4 separate regions of the Homo sapiens genome follow, and regions 2, 3 and 4 are each linked to region 1. The links are chromatin loops, found by intact Hi-C in ENCODE. Cell type or tissue: ovary. All regions are shown on one strand.

Evidence for each region. Peaks named below come from ENCODE experiments on the same cell type or tissue, not always from the same donor. Only the 100,000 strongest peaks of a DNase experiment are listed, where the experiment ranks them.
Region 2: it touches region 1 in a loop (3-fold over the local background); 20 of 110 quality-filtered maps call a loop at or near these places.
Region 3: it touches region 1 in a loop (3-fold over the local background); 18 of 110 quality-filtered maps call a loop at or near these places.
Region 4: it touches region 1 in a loop (5-fold over the local background); 109 of 110 quality-filtered maps call a loop at or near these places.

Annotation. Positions count from the first base shown.
Region 1 is chr7:100,893,067-100,898,066 of GRCh38, reverse strand. It overlaps ACHE (acetylcholinesterase (Yt blood group)), which reads left to right and starts at 2,179. Exons shown (of 5, transcript NM_000665.5): 1 at 2,179-2,265; 2 at 3,815-4,902. The coding sequence starts at 3,835. RefSeq lists silencers at 826-905, 2,128-2,277, 2,338-2,387 and enhancers at 1,742-2,362, 4,634-5,000. In ovary, CTCF peaks have their summits at 800 (motif pointing left) and 3,080 (motif pointing left); a DNase peak (open chromatin) is centred at 3,133; H3K4me3 peaks cover 2,225 bases.
Region 2 is chr7:101,135,392-101,140,391 of GRCh38, reverse strand. It overlaps SERPINE1 (serpin family E member 1), which reads right to left. Exons shown (of 9, transcript NM_000602.5): 6 at 4,798-4,898; 7 at 4,591-4,677; 8 at 3,308-3,391; 9 at 1,145-2,987. The coding sequence ends at 2,950. Among named protein-coding and RNA genes, the nearest start is that of SERPINE1, 11 kb to the right of the region's middle. RefSeq lists enhancers at 1,505-2,280, 4,569-5,000. In ovary, a CTCF peak has its summit at 1,942 (motif pointing right); DNase peaks (open chromatin) are centred at 1,701, 2,011 and 3,380; H3K27ac peaks cover 892 bases.
Region 3 is chr7:101,166,985-101,171,984 of GRCh38, reverse strand. NAT16 (N-acetyltransferase 16 (putative)) reads left to right here. Exons shown (of 4, transcript NM_198571.3): 4 at 1-1,489. It also overlaps a transcript of VGF not described here. Among named protein-coding and RNA genes, the nearest start is that of VGF, 3.9 kb to the right of the region's middle. RefSeq lists an enhancer at 1-432 and a silencer at 3,001-3,171. In ovary, a CTCF peak has its summit at 2,022; a DNase peak (open chromatin) is centred at 2,014; H3K27me3 peaks cover 113 bases.
Region 4 is chr7:101,057,171-101,062,170 of GRCh38, reverse strand. MUC17 (mucin 17, cell surface associated) reads right to left here. Exons shown (of 13, transcript NM_001040105.2): 13 at 3,312-4,168. The coding sequence ends at 4,127. It also overlaps the pseudogene RN7SKP54. Among named protein-coding and RNA genes, the nearest start is that of TRIM56, 26 kb to the left of the region's middle. In ovary, a CTCF peak has its summit at 2,660 (motif pointing right); DNase peaks (open chromatin) are centred at 2,660 and 3,590.

The DNA.
Region 1 (5,000 bases):
GTTAGGTGCCTGTGTTGACAACGGTTGCTGAGAGCTCAAGGTGAAAAGAGGGATAGTTCCAGGAAATGATAACCCTGGTGATAAACTATCCCTGCCCTCCCTATCTTCATTGTACAGGCCTAGAAACTCGTGACGACAGAGGTTAGGTGACACCTGCGTGGCACAGTTCGTCTGGAGGGTGACAGGGGCAAGCCTTCATCACTAGCAGGGCCAAAAATCCCTAAAGCCTCAGGACTGGGGCAGGCCTCAGAGCACTCGTTCACAGTTTGTTTCCATCATTTTATTTTTTTGCGGAGAAGGGAGTCTCGCTATGTTGCCCAGGCTAGTCTCCAACTCCTGGACTGAAGCGATCCTCCTGTCTCGGCCTCCCAGAGTGCTGGGATTACAGGCACCGCACTAGGGGCCACACGCGGCCCCATCATTTTAATAATTCATAATTACCACGCTTAGAAACCTGCCTCAGATTCATTCCCCCCGCAGCAACACCCACCATCCACCCTCCTGTCCCCTCCCCCATGCACAGCCCTTACATCTGCTCTTCAGGGATCTCAACTAGGGCACATGGTCTGGCCAGTGAGGAGCCTTCAACTAGTGCGGCCAGAACGCTGAAGGCCGGATACAAGGAGCCTCGGTGTCCAGGCAGGGGATTTGGGGTTGCCTGAGATTGGGGCGGGGAAAGCCGGAGACAGTGGGCACAGATGGCGAGGGGTTCACCTCCCCAACACCCCCAACCCAGCCCAGTCTCCGAGGCCCGAGTGGCTGCTTTTTGCGCCACCTGGCGGCCGTCTCCAGCGAGCGGAGCGCGGGTGACCGTGCCTGCGGGACCCGGTTCCCGTGGGGCGAGCGGGCGTGGGGCCCGCCCAGCTTGGAGAGCCGGGAACCGCGCGGCCCAGGGACTGGCAAGACTCCGGATTCAACCCCTGCGAGGCCCCGCAACCCGGTGCCCGCGGTCCCTGGCGGCGGCGCCCGCGTGCCCGAGGCGCTGCGGGGCGCTGCGGGGCGCGCGGCGGTTAGAGCGAGCGTGTGCGCACGCGCCCACCCCACGCCGCGCCCCGCACCGCCGCGCGCGCGCACGCACGCCCGACGCTGGCCTGCGCCGGCCGCTCTCCCACGCGGGGTCTCGGGGGCTCCTGAGCCGGCCGCCTCCAGGAAGCAGGCGCCGCGCGGTATTGCCGCATGCACCTCGGTCGTGGGGACCCCGCTGCAGCAGCCCTGTCCACACGGGTGAACTCCTGGAGGGCGGGGCGGGGGGCAATCTGCGCGGGTCAGGCCCCTCGGAGCAGGCTGGGGGCGCCCGAGCCAGGCCGCTCCCACCTGCCAGCCGCGTGGCCAATGAATGCTAGGCCTGGTGATGTCATGCCCCGACCGGACCCTGGTGACGAAAGTCCGAAGTCACCCGTCAGGGAACCAGCACAGACCCACCCGCGGGGGTTCCAGAAGTTTCCACTGCCGCCGCGGAGTGCGGCCTCGCCCAGCAGCCTTGCGCGTGCTACCACGCTGTCCTGCCTTCTCAGGTGTCCCAAGTCACCCCTTCCTCCCCCAGGGGTCTCCTGTCTCCATGCCCTCCCACCTCATTTCCACTAGCGATCCCATTTTACATCTCCATTCCCACAGGTGTCCTTTCATCCCCAGGAGTGTCCCACGTCACCTTTTCTGCACCCGTGCCACCTGGACCCCTAAGGGGACGGTACTCTGCCACACTCCCACATGCCTCTCCTCCCATGCCACCCGTCTGTGTCGTGGCCGGGGATGCATGACCCCTTGGCCTTGCGCTAACTTCACCAGCCTCGAGCGAGACCGACAGGGTGTCCAAGTGTGTCCGTCCGTCTGTGAAAGTCGTCCCTGCGTTTGTCTGTGCCTGTCACTGCATGAGGTCGTCCGTCTGCGCGTGTCTGTCTCCACGGGCTTCTGTCCGTCTGTCTGTCACGTGGGTGTCTACTCCGCCGCTGCAGGTCTTTGGGTCGCGTCTGTCACTGCGCTCTGTCGTCGGTCGGCGTCTGGCACTGGAGTGCGTCTGGGCCCCGGGGTCTCCGGGTCTCGGCTCCAAGGGAGGGAGAGAGAGGGGAGGTGGCCACCCGGGAGAGCGGGGAGGGGCGGGGGCGGAGACAGTGGGCGGGGGCGGGCGGGGGCGCTGTGAGGCCCGGAGGGGGTGTGTGCGGGGGGCCGGAGGCGGCGGCTGTCAGAGTCGGCTCAGCCTGCGCCGGGGAACATCGGCCGCCTCCAGCTCCCGGCGCGGCCCGGCCCGGCCCGGCTCGGCCGCCTCAGGTGAGTCTCCCTCCCCGCCCGGGACTCTCCTTAAGGCCCGGGTCCGGGGCACCGTGCGCTCCCCGAGGGGTCCAGGCCCCCCTAACGGGACGGCTCCCGCTTCCCCGGGCCTGCCCCGCGCCGCCCTCCGCTGCCCCGCACTCGTCCGGAACTCTTCCCCGGCCGCCTCACACTCACCGACGCCCACGCAGGAGCCCGAGCCCGCGGGAACGGCCGCCGCCTCTGCGCTCCGATTCCCGCGGGGACCCCCGAGCACCCCTTCCCCGATCGCTCCCTAGTCCGGGGCCACTGGAAGACACCCCCTAATTGGGGCGGTACCCGAGCTGCGCAGGTTCCCGGCGCCGGGCTGGGCACCCCCATCCCCAGGGCCACAAGCCAGCGCCCCTGCGCAGCGCCCCGCAGAGGCCCCCTCCGAGGCCCAGGACGCCCCCTCCCGCGGAGACTCCATCTCTATTTTTTGGGAAGGGGAGGCTCGGCGGAAGCCCCGAGTTATAATTAGCGCCACTCGGGTTTCCTAGTTAATCTCCAGCAGCACCACCACCCCCCGCTCAGGGCGGCGGGGGCTGGGCTAGGAGTGACCGGCGGGAGAGGGGGGAGTTCCCACCCGGGGAATTTTGATCCTTTGGCTGGAGATGCCGGAACCGTAGCAGCTGCTGCCCCCAAAATAGCGCCCCCGCCCCTGCAGCCGGGGATCTCCGGAGTCCCGGGAACGCAGGCGTCCCGGCTCGCCCTTCAGGCGGCTCTGCAAGGCCCTCGAGCCCCCAGGCCCCCTCCCCAAGTTCCCGGCTCCTGGCTCGGGGCGGGGAGCGCCGACCTTTTCTCGGTCTCTACTGCCCTCCGCCGGCGGCGGCGTGCACGGCAGCTTCAGACGGATGGGGGGCTCTCGAGTCCTGGGGGACGCGGGCTGGCGAGCCTGTTTGCTGGGGCTGGGCTGGGAGCGTGCGCAGCTGATGGGAACCCGCGGGCATCAGCGCTCGGTGCCAGACATTGGATGAGAAGGGGCAGGGTTGGGTGGGGAGTGGACTAGGCAGGATTTGGGGGACCCCGGGACCTGAGGCTTCCACACCCTGAATGCCCAGCCCACCGCCCCCCAGGGCCCCGGGTCTGGCCGACCCAGGAGAGCGGGGCTGCGCTTCAGGCCGCCGCAAGCTCCCCCAGCGGCGCTGCCCGTCCGTGAGGCCGCGCCCTGTCGGGTGGCCTGTTCGTGGACTGAGGCTTCTGGTGCCCTCACTGCACGAGCTGGGCCCGGCCCAGTTCCGGGAAGAGGTGAGGGCAGTGGACCCCTGCGGAGCAGAGAGGGTGCTCCTCTCTGTTCCCTGCATTTGTCTGGATATGGGTGTCTGCCTGATCTCTTTCCCCTCCTGCCCGCTGGCCTGTGTCCTTGTCTCTGCCTGTCTCCTTCCCTCCCTCCCTCTCTCCCCTCATCTTTGCCAACCTGCCCCACCTCCTCTGCAGCTGAGCGATAACCCTTGGGCCGACAGTGCCCTAATCTCCTCCCTCCTGGCTTCTCGACCGACCCTTCACCCTTTCCCTTTCTTTCTCCCAGCAGACGCCGCCTGCCCTGCAGCCATGAGGCCCCCGCAGTGTCTGCTGCACACGCCTTCCCTGGCTTCCCCACTCCTTCTCCTCCTCCTCTGGCTCCTGGGTGGAGGAGTGGGGGCTGAGGGCCGGGAGGATGCAGAGCTGCTGGTGACGGTGCGTGGGGGCCGGCTGCGGGGCATTCGCCTGAAGACCCCCGGGGGCCCTGTCTCTGCTTTCCTGGGCATCCCCTTTGCGGAGCCACCCATGGGACCCCGTCGCTTTCTGCCACCGGAGCCCAAGCAGCCTTGGTCAGGGGTGGTAGACGCTACAACCTTCCAGAGTGTCTGCTACCAATATGTGGACACCCTATACCCAGGTTTTGAGGGCACCGAGATGTGGAACCCCAACCGTGAGCTGAGCGAGGACTGCCTGTACCTCAACGTGTGGACACCATACCCCCGGCCTACATCCCCCACCCCTGTCCTCGTCTGGATCTATGGGGGTGGCTTCTACAGTGGGGCCTCCTCCTTGGACGTGTACGATGGCCGCTTCTTGGTACAGGCCGAGAGGACTGTGCTGGTGTCCATGAACTACCGGGTGGGAGCCTTTGGCTTCCTGGCCCTGCCGGGGAGCCGAGAGGCCCCGGGCAATGTGGGTCTCCTGGATCAGAGGCTGGCCCTGCAGTGGGTGCAGGAGAACGTGGCAGCCTTCGGGGGTGACCCGACATCAGTGACGCTGTTTGGGGAGAGCGCGGGAGCCGCCTCGGTGGGCATGCACCTGCTGTCCCCGCCCAGCCGGGGCCTGTTCCACAGGGCCGTGCTGCAGAGCGGTGCCCCCAATGGACCCTGGGCCACGGTGGGCATGGGAGAGGCCCGTCGCAGGGCCACGCAGCTGGCCCACCTTGTGGGCTGTCCTCCAGGCGGCACTGGTGGGAATGACACAGAGCTGGTAGCCTGCCTTCGGACACGACCAGCGCAGGTCCTGGTGAACCACGAATGGCACGTGCTGCCTCAAGAAAGCGTCTTCCGGTTCTCCTTCGTGCCTGTGGTAGATGGAGACTTCCTCAGTGACACCCCAGAGGCCCTCATCAACGCGGGAGACTTCCACGGCCTGCAGGTAACTAGTGGCTAGCTGGCGTGAAGCTGGCTCCTCTGGGTCCCAACGGTCCCTCCCCTCCCTGCAGGGACCCAGGCATGAGGGCTTCTCCAGGCCCA
Region 2 (5,000 bases), 240 kb before region 1:
TGAGAGTGATGATGTTTTGATCCCCTTCCTTCCTTCCTTCCTTCCTTCCCTCCCTCCCTCCCTCCTTTCCTTCCTTCCTTCCTTTCTTTTTCTTTCTTTCTTTCTTTCTTTCTTTCTTTCTTTCTTTCTTTCTTTCTTTCTTTCTTTCTTTCTTTCTTTCTTTCGTTCTTTCTTTCTTTTTCTTTTTCTTTCTTTCTTTCTCTCTTTCTTTATTTTTCTCTCTCTTTCCTCTGTCTTTCTCTCTCTCTTTCTCTCTTTCTTTTCTTAGAGGAAGAGTCTCACTATGTTGTCCAGGCTGGTCTGAAACTCCTGGCCTCAAGCAATCTTCCTGCCCCGGCCTCCCAAAGTGCTGAGATTACAGGCGTGGGCCACTGCGCCGGACCTGAGAGTGATATTGGCTGGATCCATGGGAAGTCCTAGGTGGAGGAACTGGAACTTGAGCTGGGTTTGAAGAATGGGGAGTGGGAGTAGAGGGGTGGGAAGCATTTGGTGCTGGAAGGAAGTGTCATGAACAGAGTTGGGAACCCACAGTGACAGTGACTTACGAGCAGGCCCATCTGCATAAGTGGAAAGTTTATGGCAGGGGAACATTTTTTTCCTTTTTGAGGATGATTCCCAGGGGCAGAATCAACTTATCCTTGGGGCTTGTGGCAGAGCTGAGGTGACCATTTCATGGACTCCCCCATGTTGGGCCAACCTGGATGTAGGAAGGTCTCTTCCACCCATGAGGTCTATGGACCAACAGGATTTTGATTCTGGGTTTGTTGTTGTCTTTGTAGTTGTTGTTTTTTGAGAGGGAGTCTCGCTCTGCCACCCAGCCTGGAGTTCAGTGATGCAATCTCAGCTCACTGCAACCTCTGCCTCCTGGCTTCAAGTGATTCTCCTGCCTCAGCCTCCCGAGTAGCTGGGATTACAGGCGCCAGCCACCACGCCCGGCTAATTTTTGTATTTTTAGTAGAGACGGGGTTTCACCATGTTGTCCAGGCTGGTCTCAAACTCCTGACCTTAGGTGATCCACCCACCTCGGCTTCCCAAAGTGCTGGGATTACAGGCATGAACCACCACACCTGGCCTAGGCTTCTGATTTCTTGTACCACCGGTGTGAAATGGAGAAGGTGAAGGCAGTGACTGTCCTGACATATTCTTCGTATTTATTTATTTTATTATTTTTTTGAAACATTTTTACATGTTTATTTATCAAAAGTGAAAAAGCATACAATTCAACACAATTTCAATAGCATTTGACACCACCCCTGTGGATCCTGTACATGGCTGACGTCACCGTCCAGTGCAAAATCAAAAAAGAAAGAAAGAAAAACCCCAAAGAAAGAGGATTTTTCAGTGGAGAACATGGTGGGCTGATTAGGCTTCTATTAGATTACATTCATTTCACATCTGTGTGCAATTCTCCCATAAATTGGTCTTTAAAATATATATATATATTTAAAGATATTAGAAATATATATTTAAGTATATTTAAAATATATATATTTTTAAAGAGACGGGGGTCTTGGTATGTTGCCCAGGCTGGTCTTGAACTCCTGGGCTCAAGCAATCCTCCCGCCTTGGCCTCCCAAAGTGCATTACATCCATCTTTGTGCCCTACCCTCTGGCTGGTAGGTTTTCAGAAATATTATCTAAGGTAGTTGAATCCGAGCTGCCTGTCTCTCTCACCCACCCCCCCCTCACGTGTCCACTGCTCACACACAGCAGCCGGAAATGACACATTGAAGTGAGTCACCAATGCGGCTGTGAGTCACCCTGTAATTGGGGAAAGTTCTGTCCTGGTAGGTCATGCAGCCCCTTGCATTTCTGCTCCTAAATCTATTGAACACATTGGAAACCACTCTGTCCTCATCTGAGTCTCTGTCCCCCCACTCCGTCCTTTTGATCCCCTGAAGGAGGATGAAATTGTATGGTCAATTTCCATCAAGGGGAAAAAGAGGGGCGCGGGGGGCGCGAGGGTCTCAGGCGGCCACAAGGTGGCAGTGTGGGCTCCGTCACGCTGGATGTCCGGAGGGGTGTGTGCCAGTCAAGTGGCTGGACTTCCTGAGATACGGTGACACAGACCACAAAGAAACACTAGGAGCGAGTTTAAATAATATTATTTTCCTTAGTAGTTCTCTTTCTCTCTAACAAGCACTCAAGGGCAAGGATATGATAAATATTTAGGTACACCCCTCCCCACCAAGAGATTGGGGGGTGAAGAGCTGGGCACGCATCTGACATTTCTTCCTCTATTCCTATAAAAATAAAAGGAAGCAGAAATCTGCTTCAATGAGTAAACAAGTCACCTACACTCCAAAATAACCCATGCACACTGTTTCTGGGGAGGGAGATGGCCAGGCCAGGAGAGTTGGGCCACATGATGGGGGACATTCACTCTGCCACCTGCAGCACCCCTGTACTGGGGAGGGGTGGCCAGTGCCACAGTGGACTCTGAGATGAAAGGGTGTTTCTTCCACTGGCCTTTGGCCTGTCACCAGCCTCCTCCGCGGTGGCAGGCAGTACAAGAGTGATGGCAATGTGACTGGAACAGAAATAGTTTCTACCAGGCACACAAAAGCTCCTGTAAGCCCCGTAGTTCCATCCTGCAAAGGGCCTCAGTGGGAACCAGGTCTGCAGACCCGAGTGGGCAGAGAGACGGGTGGAAGCAGGTGCCCCAGATGGTCCCGCAGGCGTCACCGTCTGGTTTGGAGACCTTAAGGGAGTTGTGCTTCAAACTTCTCTCCCAGGGTCTCAGGTGGAGACTAGGGAGTTTGACCTAAAGGTCCTCCAAGGAGAGGCCAAGGTCTTGGAGACAGATCTGGTTTACCATCTTTTAACAAAAGGCAAATGTCTTCTCTTCCTTCAGAAAGAGTCATTAACACTAAAATTCTTTTCTTCGGAGTTTCTTCTTTCCCGATGCATCTCCAGTTTTGTCCCAGATGAAGGCGTCTTTCCCCAGGGTCAGGGTTCCATCACTTGGCCCATGAAAAGGACTGTTCCTGAGGGTGGAAGAACCATGGGGGTTGAGAAGCAGAAGGAGTGGGACAGCTCATCAGGCTGGATGTGGGTGGAAGGACTGAGATCTAGGCAGATGAGTGAGCTGTCTGGAGTCGCAGCTGCCTGAGTCACAGAGCGGGGACCCGGCACTGTCTGTGGGTGATAGAAGGTAGCCTCCTCTTGGGACAGGAAGCAGGGTAGGGTTATGGGTTCCCTGCCCAGAGCCCTCTCAGGGATAGAGGGATGTCTGCATCTGTCGGGACTAGTTCCTGAGAGAAAGAATGGGTGGGAGGATGTGGAACGTGATGGGTTCCAGGCTCACCTGTGGGGTTGTGCCGGACCACAAAGAGGAAGGGTCTGTCCATGATGATCTCCTCGGGGGCCATGCGGGCTGAGACTATGACAGCTGCAAGAGAAGGGACAATGTCTTAGAACAGAGGGATGCTGGCACTGGCACCACCCCCACCCCCGCCGTTTTTCTTAGAGACAGGGTCTCCCTCTGTCGCCCAGGTGGGAGTGCAGTGGCACCTTCATGGCTCACTGCAGCCTTGAACTCATGGGCTCAAGTGATCCTCCCACCTCAGTCTCCCAAGTAACTGGGGCTACAGGTGCATGCCACCATGCCTGGCTAATTTTTTTCTAATTTTTGTAGAGACACAGTCTCATTATATTGCCCAGGCTGGTCTCAAATTCCTGGGCTCAAGCGATCCTCCTGCCTCGGCCTCCCAAAGTGCTGGGATTACAGGTGTGAGCCACTAAGCCCAGCTGGAAGTTGTTTGTTTTCCTGAATATGAACCTTAAAAGTTTAGGGACATCCTCTGAGACCTGGTTTCCTCCAGGAGCTTGGTAGCAATGGATCAGCTCTTCCCTTACACACATTTATCTAAATCCTTTAAGGGCTTATTGATAAGCTCTTTCTTTTCTTTTCTTCTCTTTCTTTCTCTTTCTTTCTTTCTTTCTTTCTTTCTTTCTTTCTTTCTTTCTTTCTTTCTTTCTTTCTTTTCTCTCTCTCTCTCTTTCTTTCTTTCTTTTCTTCAGAGTCATGCTCTATTGCCCAGGCTGGAGTGCAGCAGCGTGATCTCGGCTCACTGCAACCTCTGCCTCCTGGATTCAAGTGATTCTCCTGCCTCAGCCTCCCAAGTAGCTGGGACTACAGGCACATGCCACCACGCCTGCCTAATTTTTGTATTTTTAGTAGAGATAGGGTTTTGCCATGTTGCCCAGGCTGGTCTCGAATTCCTGACCTCAAGTGATCCACCTGCCTTGGTCCCCCAAAGCGCTGGGATTACAGGTGGGAGCCACCATGCCCAGCCTGATAAGCATGTTTCTTAAGTTTACTTCCCACTGTGGGAACAACTTGGGTTTTTCTTTAGGAGGCCTTTTCACAGTCAGGGAACTTAGGAGCCATCAGGCGAGGAAACAGGGTTCCATGGTCCCAAGCCCGTTTTCCAGGCTGAGAAACAGGTGGGGAGTGGGTGATGGCTGAGCACAGACAGAGCTGCTCTGTGCCGAGAGGGCTGCGGGGTCCTTTCCGGGTCTGGGGACCAGTTATCCTGAAGGGCGATGGAGGCGACACCCGTGGAGCCTCACCTGAGCCAGACTCACCTGTGGATGAGGAGGCCACCGTGCCACTCTCGTTCACCTCGATCTTCACTTTCTGCAGCGCCTGCGCGACGTGGAGAGGCTCTTGGTCTGAAACAGATGTGGATACAGGATTAGATCAGCTGCCGCTCTCAAGGAGAGGTTCCTTTTTCCTCTTAGGGGCCCCCGCAGTCCACTGGGGTGAGAAAATGCAAAGGAAAGTCTTCTTACCTGAAAGACTCGTGAAGTCAGCCTGAAACTGTCTGAACATGTCGGTCATTCCCAGGTTCTCTAGGGGCTTCCTGAGGTCGACTTCAGTCTCCAGGGAGAACCTGCAGATAGCAGCAAGAGGCTGCTCAAGCCGGGGTCCCCTCTGGCTGGCAGCTCCCACCTTTCCCCATCCCCTACCAGGTGTCCCCCGAATCAAGTGGCCA
Region 3 (5,000 bases), 270 kb before region 1:
CTGGGAAGTCCCCTCTGACTCCTGCCCTCCTGCCCTTACCGGCGCAGGTCCCCCCACTCTGTCCCTTTTGCCCTTACTATCTTGCCTCTAGCTCCCCCAAACACCATTGCCCACTCCCTGACCTGAACTTGCGGACTATTAGGTGGGGGCTGGGGGTGGGGGCCTTGAGCTGCTGTTATCCACCCTCTGTTTTTCCAAAGAACTGGTCCCCGCACAGGCTTCAGAGTCCTTCCTTCCCTCTCCATCACCTCACCCGGGGCGTGAACTCCCCCTTTCCTGGCTTCTCCCTTCTGCCCCCTCGTGGGTGGAAGAACTCAGGAGTGTGTGGGATGCCCAGCCTCGTTCCCGAGCGCAGCCGCCCAATCCGCGTTTCTTTTCTTCCTTCTGCCCTTTCTAAAGCCCTAAAAACTGGTCCTGCATTGCCCTCCACACCCCAATCCCCTCCCCCTGCTCAAGCTTCTGGTGCCAGAGATCAGTGCCCTCTCCCCACTTCTCTCTAGCCCCTCATCCTCATCCTCGCTGGATCTCTACGACGCTTAACACCGCAGTGCCCATTTTTCTGTCCCTGTTTTCCTTCCCATCACCAGCCCAGTGTGCAATCCAGAGAGAGAGAGAGTGATACTGTAAAATGAAATGTATTTAGAATGCTCCCCCATTTGGGTCCTTGTTCATCTGGTGATGCACTTTCTGAGCCTGCCTCTCTCACTGGGGTTTCCTCCTGCTTTGCACAACTTTGCTATTTCGCAGGCTCCCCCGTGCCCCAGCTCACCCGAGCCGGGCGGGGTGGTGGTGGTGGTGGTGGTGTGTGTGTGGTGTGGTTCTAGCTGAAGAGTTTGGTACAGTGGAGGGCGGGTCCCTCAGCCTGGCATAGGGGCTGTCTCCTGGTTCCAACCAGGCCGCCTTCTAGTGCAACTGGAATTCCCACCTCCTGGTATTTCTGGACACCACTCCCTTTCTCTGGATCATTTATGCTTTTAGAACTTTGAGAGTCTTCTATTTAATTGCAAGTAGTAACAGCTGCATCTGCACAGCGCTGTCTCCAATACTGGTTCCCCACATCAAAGGCAGAGGGAGAAAACAGAAGGCTGGGAAAGATCAAAGTGACTTCTAAGTCATTCAAAGTAGCTAGGAGCCTCCCAGCGAATAGAACCCGGGTGTCCCAAGCCTAGAGCATGACCTAGAACTTCACTCTGTGGGATGATGTTAGCTTGAACTTCTTGTTGGGCAATGCGTAGGTGCTAGGAGAATGTTGACAGTGAGTTTGGGGTTCGCTGGGATGGGATCCGAGATGTGGGCAGAGGTGGACACCAGCAGGTGGAAGAATGTGGACAAGGTGGGGGGTAGGGGCAGCCGCCGCTTCGCCACTTTCCGCAGCTCTGGTTTTGCTACTGTGCTGCTCTCCTTGGGTGCATCCTGTGCCTGGCCACGCTGCCACCCTCCTTGTCACGGTGACCACGATTGTATGACAATAAAATGGACCTTTTGGCCACCCTCTGTGTCTGTTTCACTTCCCAATGGGGAGAAATGAGACACATTATCTTCCCCTTTCCCCAGCAGCCTGTATCAGAGAGGATCTCTAAGCCCTGTGGCAATGGGGCTAATGACTTCCCGGGGAGAGGGGGGAGGTGGAGAGGGGTTCTGAGGAGGGCTGCTGGCTGTGCGCCCCTACCCCACCCCTGCCAAGCGGAGGAAAGAAGCCGCTGCTCAGGACCGAGGTGGGCAGCAGCACGGCCTCCTGACTCGCCCTGGGCCTCGCTTTTCCCTGGACCTGGGAGTCGGCTGCTACCCAAATTCTGTGAGTTCTTCTCCCAAGTCCCACTTGGCATCCAAGACCAGCTTCCATCAGCCAGGATCCAGGCATCTAACCCCCAGTTCCAGACTTGCCCGTGGCCAGCCGGTATCGCTTTCCCCTTTTCTAGGTGGGCAACCCGTGGTGGGTGGAGGAGGTGGAGAGAGCCTGGGCACCGCCCCCGCGAAGCCTGCTCTGGATTGGCGGAGACTGCGATCCCCCAAAGTAACACACGGGGGCGCCAGGACGTGCGCGGACGCGGGCAAGGCAGCACAAGGTGGTTTTCGTCCGTGTGAGTGTGTCCGTGGGCGTCTTTGTGTGTCTGCGTTTCTGTACATGTGTGTACGAGTCAGGGGGTGTCTGGGTGGGATGGATTCGGGACAACGTGCCTGGTGTACCCCAGAATCAGGTACCTCAAGTGGTTTTTTTTCTGTTGCTTTTTGATGAGGACGATGCTTGATATGTTACTATGTGCGTGTGGACGGGGAGGCAGGCGACTTGTGTGTATTGTCGAGTGTGCACAGCGCAGCCTGTGAGTCCCTGCAACCGCGTCTTGGGTCTCTGAAGTCGCATTCCTTGAGGGTTTTGGCGCCCCTCCCTCCACCTGGTAAAAGGAATGAGTGAGAACACTTAGAGCACACCTCCATTGCCCTGCACACATCTCCAGCCTAGGTCTGGGTAACTGCTAGGCTAGGTGTGACATTGTGTTTGTGTAAGTGGGTGTGTCTCCGAATCTCAGTGTGATTCTGTAGGACAGTGTGTTATGTGTGTGACAGGTGGAAGTTGAAGGAGGCTGGTTCAGGATGACAGAAGTGGTTTTCTTTCTCTTGGTGGATACCACCTTGATGGTGTGTGTGTGTCTGTGTGTGTATTTGAGTGTGTGTGTGTGTGTGTGTGTTAGTCTCTCCAGTGGCTCTCTCTTCGTGTCTCTCCCCATCTCTGTCTCTTTCTCTCTCTCTTTCTTGGTGACTCATCTCTGCGGCGTTGCCCTCCCCCGCTTGCTGGGTCTCCCCTCCCCCACTCAGGAGTGGGTGGGGGTCTGAGGGCGAATGGGACCTCAGGACTAAAAATCAGGGTGGGCACCCCCTTCCCATCACTCATCATTCCAGACCCTCCCGTAGCCCCCAGCCCACCCCTCAGTCCCTTCCCCAGGATTCCCCAGCTCTGGGATGGGGAGAGGATAGGGCAAGAGTGTGTTCTAAATGGGGCAATTTTCAGGGGGCCTTCAGCATCTTCTGTAAGTTCAAAGTGGAGACCCCTTCCCCTCTCATAAAGTGCCCCCTCCCTGCCTGCCCCTCCACCATGGCTGACGCAGTTAAAGGCTGCAGAGGTGAGTCACCGGTTGGGGGGAGGGGGAGGAGAAGAGGGGACCGGTGAGCTTCGGGGTCCACAAGCCCCTGCTCTCTCTTTCTCTCCCAGACCTTCTCAGGGAAAAGACCCAGTGCTCTTCCCCACTCTCCTGGTTTTCCACATCTTCAGCTTGGAACCCTACGATGCTGGACCCCATCTTCTCCAGCTACCCTCTTGGAGGGAGATTTAGAAACAAATACAAAGAGAGATGATGGATTCACACAAACAAGTCAGAACCAATACCAGGCATCCCCAACTAGGTCCCCATATGGGCTCTGCCTTTTCCAGCACTCTGTCTCTCCCAGTCTCTTCACTTCTCTTTCTTTTTCTACTGTCTCCCTCCTTTCCCTATCCCAAGAACCTGTGCCCAGTCCAGAAGCCCCTAGAGGCAGCAGGGTATGAAGGGCACAGCTCACCCCCAGTAGAGGCGAGTAGTGTGTGAATGAGCTGACCCAGGTAGGGAACTGGGATGGAGAGAGGCAGAAACAGAATGAGTCCAGAGACCATGCAGACAGAGTCAAGACCCAGATTGTGGAATCTCCAAGCCTTTTGTGCCCCAGGCATTCATATCCACCCCGCTCCCTCACGACAGGACGACTGGAGCCTTGGGGATGCTGATTTCTGAGAAACTCTCCTGGGCTTGTGAGCTTAAGTGGAGGAAGGGAGGGATGTGGAGTGGGGGCATGTGTGTGCTTACACACACATTGTTGTGTACCACCAAGCCAGGCACACTTTTTGGACACCAGCGGATGCCCAGAACTGGGTGTGCTCAAAGACTCCAAACTGCATGGGCATACAGGCATGCAGAAGAGATAAAAAAAAAAAACAAAAAAAAACAACCCAGCACACACACACGCGCGCGTGCACACACACCCACACCTGGAAGCAAACACAAACACAGCCACACAGACTGGAATAGAACATCACATAGTTAAATTGGAAACACTACCATGCCCATCCACTCTTGATCTGATTAAATACACAATTGCTTCCCCCCATTCCCTTTCTTTTTCTCCCCGCCCCGGCCATGTATCTCATTCATCTCCATACACACATAAACACACATGCACAAGCCATGTACATGTACACGCAGGTGTGTGTGCATACACAAGCCAACAGGCAAATACAGTTTCTCCAGGTGCCCGTCTTCTCTCATCTTGCAACTTGGTCTCTGATCCCCATCAGCCACTCAGTCAGCCCCCTTGGCTCCCTCCCTCCCCTCTCCCTTCTCTCTTGGATGGCTTCCCCTCCCCCTCTCCAGATGTCTGAGCCATCTCTCTCTGATTCATCCTCCTCAGGAAGGTAACGTGACCCCCTCCCCATCCCACTGCTCTCTGTATCCAGGCTGGGAAGATGAAGGGGACATGGGGGCGGGGAGAGGAAGGAGGGGAGGCCGTGGTTAGTTGTGCGTGGGGATGGGAGGCATCGCCTCGGGGTCTCCTACCCCCTCTTTTCCCTCCTTTCTTTGGAATCTCCACTGTCACCTTGGTTCTCAGTTTTTTTTTCTCCTTTAGCCTGCTCCTTCTACCTGTTCCAGATCCCTTCATTCCTTCCTCCTCCCCTGCCCCCATCTCTTCTCTCTTTTCTCCCTCTCCACTCCTCCCCATTTCTTTCCCCGCAGAGCTGATGGGCTTTCTTCTGGGAAAGTCGAGCCACTGATGGAAGCGAGAAGCCACTGCTGGTTATAGAGAGAAAGCACGTGAGTGTGTGTGTAGGGAGGGGGAGGTTAGAAGGAGGGTCAGTGCCAGGAAGAGGTGAGGAGGGGGGCGAGGACCGTTTCTGAAAGAGTCTCTAAGACCCTGACAGACAGCCCTGACCTTGGTTTCCAGAGTCTCAGGGTGCGGGTGCCCTGCGTGTGCCC
Region 4 (5,000 bases), 160 kb before region 1:
ACAGGTTTGACCAGATGCCACCCTGTTTTCTAATCCCAGCCTCATACCCATTGGTTTCATGATCTTGGGCAAGTTGCTAGGATGTCTGCCTTGGTTGCCCTCATTGGTGGACTGGGAATGATGAAAGGTACTTTGCACATGGTAGGTGGTCATTGGGTTTATTTTTCTTTTTGAATACAGAGTTGTTTTGCTCTTATTGCCCTGGCTGGAGTGCAATGGTGCAATCTCGGCTCACTGTAACTTCTGCCTCCCAGGTTCAAGTGATTCTTCTGCCTCAGCCTCCCAAGTAGCTGGGGTTACAGGTGTGTGCCACCACACCTGGCTAATTTTCCTATTTTTAGTAGAGACGGGAATTCACCATGTTGGCCAGGCTGGTCTCAAACTCCTGACCTCAGGTGATCCACCGGCCTCAGCCTCCCAAAGTGCTGAGATTACAGATGTGAGTCACCACGCCCAGCTACTCAGTTTTGTTGTTGTTGTTGTGTTTTTTTTGTTTGTTTGTTTTTTGTTTTTTGTTTTTACAGCTGAGGGAGCAGAGGTTCAGAGAGAAGAAGTTACTTTCCCAAGCTCACGCAGGTAGTAAATGGCTCACCAAGAGTGGACCTGGGCAGCCTATGGGTCTGGGTGCTCTGTCCTGCCTCTCCGTTTCACAGATAGGATGAGAGAGTGGGAAGGTGCTGAGATTTCAGTTCCAGATGGGATGTGGGGTCTGTAGCCCTGTTAAGTCCCCGCTCCCATGGCCACAGATGCCTATGGGAGGCAGGAGGCAGGTCTGAAAGTGAAGATGTATGAATTCAGCTCAGTTTTGGGAACTGAGGATTGTTCATTACTGGGTATGTACTCCAAGGAAAAATAAACTATTCTACCCCCAACACACCTGCACCTGTACGTTTATTGCAGCACTATTCACAGTAACAAAGACATGGAATCAACCTAGGTGCCCATCAATGGTGGATTGGGTAAAGAAAATGTGGTACATGTACACCATGGAATACTATGCAGCCATAAATAAAACAATGAAATCGTCCTTTGCAGCAACGTGGATGCAACTAGAGGCCATTATCCTAAATGAATTAACACAAAGACAGAGAACCAAATACCGCATGTTCTTGCTTATAAGTGAGTGCTAAACATTGAGTGTACATGGACGCAAATATGGGAACAGCTGACACTGGGGACCCCAAAATCAGAGAAGGAGGGAGGGGGTCAAGGGTCGGAAAAATACCTATTGGGGCCGGGTGTGGTGGCTCATGCCTGTAATCTCAGCATTTTGGGACGCCAAGGCAGGCAGATCACTTGAGGTCAGGCATTCCAGACCAGCCTGGCTAACATGGCAAAACTCCGTCTCTACTAAAAATATAAAAATTAACCAGGCAAGGTGGTGCACGCCTGTAATCCCAGCTACTCGGGAGGCTGAGGCAGGAGAACCACTTGAACCCGGGAGGCAGAGGTTGCAGTGAGCTGAGATTGTGCCACTGCGCTCCAGCCTGGGTGACCGCGAGTCTCGGTCTCAAAAAAAAAAAAAAAAAAAGAAGAAAAGAAAAAAAGAGAAAAACTACCTATTGGGTACTATGCTCACTACCTGTGTGACAGATTTATTCATACTCTAAGCCTCAGCACCACACAATATACCTTTGAAACAAACCTGCACATGTACCCCTTGAGTCTAAAATTAAAAAAAAAAAGGTCAGGTTCGTGGTAATTTTTTATTTGTAACTTTTCTAATTTTTAATTTCCAATTTTGCTTAATTCGAAAAAATACATACCACTTTAGAGCAAATAGGACACAACGTTAACAACTGATAACTCCAGGTGAAGGTTATATGGGGTTCACTGTTATATATACATATATATGTGTAATTTTTTTTTTTTTTTAAGACAGACTCTCTCTGTCACCCAGGCTGGAATGCAGTGGTACGATCTCCGCTCACTGCAACCTCCGCCTCCCAGGTTCAAGCCATTCTCCTGCCTCAGCCTCCTAAGTAAGTGGGATTACAGGCATGCGCCACCATTCCCGGCTAGTTTTTGTATTTTTAATAGAGTCAGGGTTTTACCATGTTGGCCAGGCTGGTCTTGAACTCCTGACCTCAGGTGATCCGCCTGCCTCGGCCTCCCAAAGTGCTGGGATTACAGGCGTGAGCCACCACGCCCAGGTAGGGTTCACTTTTTTAACTTTATTGTTTTAACTTCCCTGTAGATTTGCAAATTTTCAAAATTAAAAAAAAAAAAAAAGGCCGGGCATAGTGGCTCATGCCTGGAATCCCAGCATTTTGGGAGACAGAAGTGGTTGGATCGTTTGAGCCTAGGAATTCAAGACCAGCCTGGACAATACAGCGAAACCCCGTCTCTACGAAAAAATTAAAAATTAGCCGGGCGTGGTGGCCGGCATCTGTGGTCTCAGTTACTTGGGAGGCTGAGGCTGGAGGAATTCTTGAGCCCAGGAGCTCAAGGTTGCAGTGAGCAGTGATCACACCACTGTGCTTTGGCCTTTGCGAAAGAGTGAGACTTTGTTTCAAAAAAAGGAAAAGAAAAGAAACAGAATTTTGATGGCAAATATGGAAATGATCAAGTGTAACGGAATATTTTTGTCACAGGAGAGGCCAGAAGGGGACCGCTGAGAAACGGCATGGTGCCTGCAGGTGCTCAGAGTGTCCAGTAGGGGGAAGCAGAGTCCAGGTTCTGTCTCAGGTTAGGCTTTGAAGCGGGTGGCGGGTGGGACAGACTTTCAAGAATACAATGAATCCTGAGCGGCATGGCTGGAATAACAATAATTATTAAAAAGCGTCCTAGGAATATTAAGAAGGACAGCGATGAAAGAGGCTTTAGAAATAACCTAGTCCTTATTCGGCAGAAGGCAAGACTGAGTCCAAATAGATTTTTCCCAGATTTAACCCAAGGAATTCACGAGAAAGCTTGAAATAGAACCCAGGTCTCTATCTCTTTAGATGTATGGAAAGAAATAAAAGCCCGTTTTCAGAAGGAGAGCTTGCAAAATTTGGTTTTCTTTGGTAGGAAGTGAGTCTCTCTCTCTCTCTCTCTCTCTCTCTCTCTCTCTCTCTCTCTCCCCCCCCCCCCTCTGTGTGTATGTGTATATGTGTGTGTGTGTCTGTCTGTCTGTCTGCCTTGCCTCTTGGACACCAGCAAATGGTGTCAGTGGAGTTCAAGGAATGGTCCTCTTTCCACTGCAAATCTCTCTCTTGTTGTCTTGAACCCCAAAAGCATCCGATTTTATGTTCTGGAGGAGAGAGAGAGAGTCTGGGAGGTTAGAAACAGGAGCTATGGGAAACAGGAGGAAAGATCTGGGAACCATGAAAATTGTAATAAAATTGCTTTATTATTTTTAGTTACTACAAATATATATTATAATATTTACTAAGGAAAAAATCAGAACTCATAACAATAAGAACTTAAAAAATACCCACAATCTTATATACCAAAAGGTAAATGCTCTATATTTAAATACAGGTGTTTTTCATGAAGATGGTATGCAATAATTCTTATGAGAGCATTTTGTGATATGTAAAGTGCATGCAGTCCAGTGTCCAAGGGGTCATGGTTGTAAACAGCGGGTCGAGGGCGCTGTCCATGGTACTGAACCCGGGCAGATGAGGGGAGGAACATCTCTGAGCTTGTTTGGAAGTGCTAGCAGGGAAGTCCAGATAGATACTTGTATGCCTTTGACTGAAGCGTGGTCCTCCTCTATCAGAGAAGGTCGTCCTCTCGTCCTCTTCAACTGAGCATGCAGCTTTAGGAGGGACACATATGGGGCAGTGAGGGAGGACGGGGACACCCGCCTGCTCAGCCAGATCAACCAAATCAATCCTGGCGATCAATGGGGTGAAAGATGTTGCAGTCAGAGTACCCTCAAATCTGGAGCGTCTTTGAAAAATGAGCAGGAAAGCCTAGCCTGATATCATGACAAGCCCATTGGAGCGTCCACGGGTTTCTATTTGAGAATCTCCCAGCACTGCTGTCTCTCCTCTTTCTCCTTGGTAAGTACAGGGCTTGTTTCCTGTACTTACAATGGGAACATTGAGTTCCCATGGAAGGCTCTCAATGGGAAAATGCTCCACCAAGCTTAGCCGGACTGGGATCTCCTCACTCCCAGACTTCTCAGCTCCATGCCTTAAAATGATGTCGTCATTACCTGAGGCCTCTGAATTCGGATCTGAAAAGAGAGATAAAACCAAGTGAGGGCTCAGCCCATGAGGAATTTGGGATTCTGGAAGCATAAGGAGGATTGGGATAGGAAGTGTTCTGTTTAATTATTTTTATTTTTTATTATTTTTTTGAGACAGGGTCTTACTCTGCCATCCAGGCTGGAGTGCAGTGGCACAATCACGGCTCACCATGGCCTGTAACTTCTGGCCTCAAGCAATCCTCCCACCTCAGCCTCCCAAGTAGCTAGGACTACATGTGCACACAACCACACCTGAATAATTTTTAAATTTTTTGTAGAGATGAGGTTTCACTATGTTGCCCAGGGTGATCTCAAACTCCTGGGCTCAAGCAATCCATCCACTTCGACCTCCCCAAGTGCCGGGATTACAGGTGTGAGCCACTGTACCTGGCTATGATTATTATTTCTTTTATAGCAACAGAGTCTCACTTTGTTGCCCAGGCTGGTCCTAAACTCCTGACTTCAGACAATCTTCCTGCCTTGGCCTCACGAAGTTCTGGGATTGCAGGCATGAGCCACCGCACCTGGCCTAAGTGGTTGGTTTAGAACTTGTCCCATTACCTGGATTCTAGCACAAACCAATTGTGCCTTCCCCTCCCCGCCAGGTAGGTTTACAGTTATCCTTGCTGGAGATTTCATCCTTGCCCAAAGGGCTATGTCAAGGGAGCATAGCACCTGAAGACGTTCACACTTGTTATTTCTCCTACCCTCAAATATCCATCTAGTTTAAATCATATTAAAGCAGTGATCAAGGAGTGGTCACTTTTTGCCCAAGTGACCAATCTCGGCCTTAATCATGAGGGGAAAACCTGATGTTATA